Regions from separate parts of the Homo sapiens genome. Here region 2 is linked to region 1. A link is a contact called in ENCODE Hi-C or POLR2A ChIA-PET data. All regions are on one chromosome and are shown on one strand. The core of a region is the stretch at or near the end of the contact, and the rest is flanking DNA. Distances in the headings are between cores, read along the strand shown. Region 1 has its middle 120 kb from the start of ARID1B. Region 2 has its middle 57 kb from the start of ARID1B.

Region 1 (3,339 bases), core at 590-3,089:
CGTGAGCCACCAAGCCTGGCCTACTCGGTATAGTTTTTTTCCTTTTTGCATTTATCCTGCTTTATGTTCTCTGGCTTCCTGTGGTTTAGTGTCTGACATTAATTTGAGGGAAATTCACAGTCATTATTGCTTCAAATACTGCTTCTGTTCCTTTCTCTTTTTTCTCCTTCTGGGATTCCCCTTATGCATGTATTACACCTTTTGCAAGTGTCCCATAGTTCTTTGATGTTCTGTTTAGTGTTTTTCAGTCGTTTTTTTCTCTTTGTGTTTCAGTTTGGAAGTTTCTGTTATCATATCCCCCAGCTCAGAGATTTTTTTCTTTGGCCATGTCCAGTCTCCTTGTGAGCATGTCAAAGGCATTCTTCATCTCTGTTACAGTGTTTTTGATCTTTAGTATTTCTTTTTGATTCCTTCGTGGAATTTCCATCTCTATGCCTATATTATCCAAGTGTTTTTACATGTTGTCTACCTAGATTTCTTCAGTAAAGCCCTTTGCATATTAACTCATATGAGGGAGTAGGAGTTGGGATTTTCCCTTGCCCCACGTGGAAGGCTACAGCAGGCTGGGATTGGTTATTTCCCTTCTCCAGGTCTGTTAGGCTCTGAAAAGCACCCGACAGGTGAGGCTCGGGTAAAACAGTTTCTCTTGAGGGCAGGTCTTGTTAGAAGAACAGAATGCTCTGTTTTATCTCAAAATGGTTCCTTTTCTCCTCCCCCTGCTGGAAGCTCAAGAGGGTTTTCTTTCTTTAGTATTCACTGTGCAGCTGCTGGAGCTCCTAAAGGTAAACTTACAGAAGTGTGGGGGCCCCCTGTGACTGGGTCATCCTGGAATTTTTAATTCTCAGACCTGTCCACACTGAGCCTCCAACAATTTATCAATTACAGTCCAGGGTTTTGCACCTTGGTACTGGTTCCCATAGAGGTTTCTGCTCTGGTAATTTGTGATTCTCTGTATCTGCCTGCCTGCCTCTCTAATTTTGGGGCAGCAGTGTGCCCTTGACCTCATTTCTCTGAGGGCTATAAGATGAGTCATTGACTTCACAGTTTGTAAATCTCCTGGCATAGATGCTTGATAGATGGTAGCTGCGGTGGGGGGACTCTCTGGAGCTCAATGTTTCATTTGGGCAGTGGTGTGGGGTTGGAACTTGTCCATGCTCTCTACTCAATGCCCTTATCACTAGGATGCTCAGCGGTTTCCTGGTACCCTTGCTGTTTCCTGGGTTATTGGGGGCGAAGGAGGTACTTTCCTCCTACAGCAACAGTGGCTTCCCAAGCTCCTCTTTGTAGCATCAACTTTTGTCGAACCAGAGGCATGAGTTGACCATCCCACCGTGGGCAGGAAGGCATGAGCTCCCTCCCTTTGGACCAAAGGCTTCAGCTTACCCATGAATCTAAAGAGCAGAGCAACAAAGAGTGACAAGGCAGCAGCAGCAAACCACGGCACAATTTATGGAGCATGGAAAAGACTCTGGAGCTTCCCATTGGTATTTAAGCCACATTCTGAGGCTCAGCGAACAATCACTGTCAGGCACATTATCTTTGAATACAAAGGACAACAAAGTGTAATACAGTCTGCAGTTCAGCCCAACATTCTTGTCGGTAACATTTCCAATTTTTTATTTTTCTCACTAGTTGACAATATTATGATTTCTTCCTACAGGGGATGAAACTGCAAGCCCCTGCCTATTTCCCTGCTTGGCTATTATTTGAGGTTCTATTATAAGCCTCTGGCAGGCCGCCACAGACATATAAACCTTTTTTTTTTCAAGGCTACACACGTGGTACTCAGTTTCCATTCAACTTTTGTCCGCTCTGGTCAGGGATGGTGCTGACGACAGACCCCAAGATCTCAGTAATCTTGGGAATTAGGTTGAGGTTTCAGAACTCGTGATTGCAGAGTCAAATCATGCAGACTTGGCAAAGCCGTCCCTGCCAAACGCCCCTTTTATCTGAATTAAAAAACATGGTGCCAGATTCCAAGCTGTGTACTCATTCCAAAAAGTCTTATGTTTTCTGGCATCATTTAACTTTTAGGTCAACAGAGTTTAAAATATAGCTTTGCCTTTTTCCATTAACACCTAATAAGACCCTGTGTAGTTTTAGAAAAGCACTGTGAATATTACAGTATTTTGTATTTGGGAAAAAAAAACAAAATCTATTTCCTCTTAAAAAAGAACTGAGGAGCAAGTAAGGAAGCAGACTTAGTGTTCATAGTAATATTACATGTTTTTAAGTTAAGGTATCTTTCAAGATAAAAATGCATTTTAAATTATTACTGTTTTGTATTTAGCTGTGGCATGTGGTTTATTCTGCAACTTTAATGACCCTTAAAGGAGTGGGTGATTTTGTGCTTACCTTAAGAGGGCATGGGTTAATAAAGGTTGAAAAGACTGTTGTAGATTTCAGTTTTATTATGAATTCCTTGCTCATTTAAAGTGATAGTTACCATCTACGTCTTTTCTGAGAGAGACACCAAGGTGCAGGCAGGTTCATTACAGAAAAACACAGTATGTTGAAAAAACTCTTTGTTCTGTAAATTGATTGGGCCAAATTTCTGGATTTGAAGGGAATTGGAAGGGAGCTTCGGTGCTATGGAGGGCCCAGCAGAGACAGGGGCATGAGGTGTGGCGATGCTTCGAGCTGCCCCCACATCCGCCTTGCGCTGTGGGTCAGTGTCTGTTTGAAGGAGTCACTGAGTGGGTGAGGGGTGGCCCTGGCTGGTGCTGCAGCCTGTGGTGCTCCTAAGTGGCAGTGACAGCTCATTCAGCAGCAGTGTGACCTTTGGGGGAATGCCTGCCACTCATTTACTTGGGAGAATCCCAGACTTTCAGGCCACAGGCTCCTTGCCTATAAAATGAGAGATATGGATTAGATGATTTGCAGGGTCCCCCTCCAGTCTAAAATGCTATGATTCTATGGAATTAAGCCCATTTGATCTAAGAATGGAACCAAAAACCTTCTGCGTGTGTGTATGATGGAGGAATGGATTGTAATGCAGATAAGATGAAATAGTCCTTTTAGCCTTATTTTTGCCTTTCCCCATCTCAATGGTGTTTTTTTTTTTTCCCCCTCAGTGCATATTATCTGCTCTGTGCTGAGCAGGTTCAGAAAAGTATAAACCATATTCCTTCCCTTAGGATGCTTAAAATTTCATGGAGGAAGTCACTAACACATGAAATAGTAACATGGAGCCACAGATAATTCTTTTTTTTTTTTTTTTGAGACAGGGTCTCATTCTGTTGCCCATGCTGGAGTGCAATGTTTTGATCTCTGCTTACTGCAACCTCCATTTCCCATGCTCAAGCTATCCTCCTGCCTGAGCCTCTACCTCCCAAGTAG
Region 2 (3,339 bases), core at 570-3,069, 62 kb before region 1:
ACCCTACATACAAAATCCCAGGGTCTCCGCATTGTTCCTGGGGAGACAGTCAGCACCACCTGGAAAATGACACCAAATGTCACTTCTGCAGCCAGAATTCAAAAGCATGTTAGTTGCTCCAGAGGCAGGGGATATGCAGGCAGGCAGTGTTCAGAGAAAAAAACAATAATTCCCCTCTGTTAATACAATGTAAAAATCTTAAAAACAACTATTTTGCTGGAAACGTAAAAACCTGAGAGCCAGGACAAAACGTGATTCCACATAAAGATGAGAGAAACAGAAAAGAAAGAATTAGGCCATTAGGCCGGGCGCGGTGGTCTATGCCTGTAATCCCAGCACTTTGGGAGGCCAATGTGGGTGAATCACTTGAGGTCAGGAGTTTGAGACCAGCCTGGCCAACATGGTGAAATCCCGTCTCTACTAAAAATACAAAAATTAGCCGGGCTTGGTGGCAGGCGCCTGTAATCACAGCTACTTGGGAGTCTGAGGCAGGAGAATCGCTTGAACCCGGGAGGCAGAGGTTGCAGTGAGCCGAGATGGTGCCGCTGCATTCCAGCCTGGGTGACAGAGCGAGACTCTGTCTCAGAAAAGAAAAGAAAAGAAAACAACAACAACAACAACAACAACAACAGTAAGAATTAATTGTTTTTTAAAAGATCAACTTAGATTTGTTCAGAATGTTCGTCTGACTACACAGTATTGTATCACTTTAATCAAGCATTAGCTTCTCTTCGAGTATCAGCTATCCCAAGAAGATGGGGGTGCAGGGAAGGCAGGGGTGGGGAGGTGTTGCATTCCAATCCTGCTGCCCAGAATTCGTGTCGACCCATTTCCTCATTCATGCGCTGGCCAGGAACACTCCGCTGGAACACTGTGAGTTCAGCAACTTGCATAACAAAGACAGGTCGACACCACCTAGCTCTGGAGGCAACCTTGCAGGATTGCTCCTGAGAGACGCTGGCATATGCCACAGAGGAGGAGAAAGTTCCACAAACAACCCCCGGATCTCTCCACCCAGGTCTCTCTACACCTGGTTTCTCAAGAGCAGATTGCTTAGCCAACCTTAACAATCCCAGAGGAACGCCAGGGCAAGAGGCTGGGTTCCCAGTACCTTTGCCCTAATTTATTGAGGGCTTTAAAAGTAGAAAATAAAACTTTGAACTCAACTCATCTGAAGCTTAATGATTCAGGTGTGCTACTTGCCTTCGGGGGCACCGGAGATCACTGAAGTTAAAGTGACAAAAAAAATTCTGTGAGCTGCAGAACAGAAAAGCGTGTCCAGACCCGACCCAGCTGCTTCTCCTAGCGTATTAACTTGGCAGGAGAAGCACGGAAGTCCCCTGTTCTGCCCTTGTCCTTTTCTAATGGATAGGATTTCCCCTGCTTACGGGCCTCTAATCCTCTCTCCTCTCTGGCCTTCCAGAGTGTGGAGAAAAAGTGCTCTGCTTCAAGAAGAGGGTAGAAAGATGAGGGTGAGAATGGTAGGAAAAGGAGGAAATGAAAATGGCTAGTGAGAAATACTTGGAGAGAAAAATAAAAGTCAAGGGTGAAGTCAGTTCTCATTTACACTTCATTGAAACTTAAGTTCAAATAGCTAGTCCTGCAATGAGCTCATCGACACCACTTTATACAAATATCATAGCCCACATGGGCCTTTTTCCTATCTTACTAGGGAGATATTCACAGCAACCCCATTCAGCTCTGTTAGGATCCACTGTGTTAATTTTTGTGGCAGTGTCCATGTGGTGCTTCTGCGCAGTAGGTGTTGAATGTAGTTCTGAAACTAAGATTCCACTATGACCGACTGCAAAGCAATGTAGTAGTATTTCAGCTTAGATGATATTTAAGGATAAATGTAGCCCTTTTAGTGACAGGGAAAGCTAGGCCTAAAAGGAAGGAGAGATCTTTGGCCTAGCCAAAGGGGAGGTGGGCTGCTGTCCGCACCCTCAAGCGAGAGAAGGTTCCAGGCTTTTCCAGAGTGACCTCTCTCTTCTTCCTGGGGAGGGCTCAGAGCAAGGGTTACCTTTGGATGATTTCTTCTCGCTGAATTCAGCTACTAAGCACTTTGCCTGGAAAGGAAGGGCACCTCTGAGCTATTCCTACCGACGCAGTGTGTGCACGTGTGTGTCTGTGTGCATGTGTGTGGGCGTGTGCATGTGCGTGTGTGTTGCTCCTGACAGGTCCTGAGTGCAGTGCAGAACCACGCAGCGCGCAGCGGGAGGCCTGCAGCCGCTGGGCGTTTTCCCAGGCCGGCCTGCGGCGCGGCCGGCCTCCTGGGCCGGTGCTGGGCGGCTGACACATGCACCAGTTTCGCTGGGTCGGCGCCTCCCCGGGGAGCGGGTGCGGGGCGGGAGAGGTGAGTTGAGCAACAGGGCCCGCCCCGCCCCCGTCCTGGGCCGGCTCTGCGCAGAGGAAGCGTCTGGAACGCCGGCACTGGTGTGTGGCTTTCCCAGGGCGTGTGGTGTGTAAACAAAATTGTTGTCAATCAGGTCGCGTCTTTGAAGGCTCCGAGGGAGCCTGTGAGTTCCAGAAGCCCCGCGGTGGATCCCTGTGTGGACGCAGAGGCTTTTTGCTGGGCGCACACGCACCCCCACCCCCGACAACGTAGATCTTTACTAATTTCAGGGTTTGTGACCTCTCACCTTTAGTCTTTAGTTTCTCTCCTCAGCCCTCCTTTCTGATGATCTTTACCGCCCTGTAACCCTACGTTTCCCAGTCGCCAGAGCTGCTGAGACCGCGTGGCCATGAGGTGGAATTTCCCAGCTTTTTAAACCGGGGCTTTTACCCCCAAGACTGTGGTAGATGGGTCACAGAAAGGACGAGAACGTTCCCAAACCCTCCAGCCTTTGAGACAGAGTGTGTGCTTTAAGAGACGTTAATGGCAGGGCGCGGTGGTTCATGCTTGTAATCCTAGCACTTTGGGAGGCCGAGGTGGGTGAATCACCTCAGGACAGGGGTTCGAGGCCAGCCTGGCCAACATGGCGAAACAACATGGCGAATTTTTAGTCTCTACTAAAAATACAAAAAATTAGCCAGGCCTGGTGGCGGGCACCTGTAATCCCAGCTACTCAGGAGGCTGAGGCAGGAGAATCGCCTGAACCCGGGAGGCGGAGCTCGCAGTGAGCCAAGATCGCACCACACTCCAGGCTGGAGTGTGGAGACAGAGGGAGACTCCGTCTCGGAAAAAAAAAAAAAAAAAAAAAAAGAGAAGTTGATACAAAAAAAAAAAAAACCCAAAAAACAAAAAAACAAAAAAAAAAAACAAAACCAGAGTGTGGATGCCTTGGAACACCCACCTGTGATCCTTGCGGAGCGGGGGTCTTCACCCTGGGGGGTGGA

Evidence for each region. A loop is a pair of places that touch in the nucleus more often than their neighbours do. ChIA-PET counts read pairs that join two places held with the same protein, here RNA polymerase II (POLR2A). Pooled maps may share reads with other maps.
Region 2: a pooled map shows a loop between it and region 1 (2.9-fold over the local background). The contact joins two enhancer-like sites. A Hi-C loop is called at or near these places in 1 of 168 maps with a recorded cell type or tissue (endothelial cell of hepatic sinusoid), 1 of 37 single-sample maps with no recorded cell type and 3 of 50 pooled maps. POLR2A ChIA-PET finds 5 or more read pairs at or near these places in 1 of 52 experiments (HEK293).

What each region holds. Positions count from the first base shown.
Region 1 is chr6:156,656,865-156,660,203 of GRCh38, reverse strand. No RefSeq gene overlaps it. Among named protein-coding and RNA genes, the nearest start is that of ARID1B, 120 kb to the left of the region's middle. RefSeq lists enhancers at 2,137-2,650, 2,651-3,165. Within about 2 kb of position 1,839, at least 3 of the 41 ENCODE cell types and tissues checked have a DNase peak (open chromatin) inside an H3K27ac peak, as active enhancers do.
Region 2 is chr6:156,719,116-156,722,454 of GRCh38, reverse strand. No RefSeq gene overlaps it. Among named protein-coding and RNA genes, the nearest start is that of ARID1B, 57 kb to the left of the region's middle. RefSeq lists silencers at 726-1,020, 2,141-2,460 and enhancers at 618-1,166, 1,471-1,540. Within about 2 kb of position 1,819, at least 37 of the 41 ENCODE cell types and tissues checked have a DNase peak (open chromatin) inside an H3K27ac peak, as active enhancers do.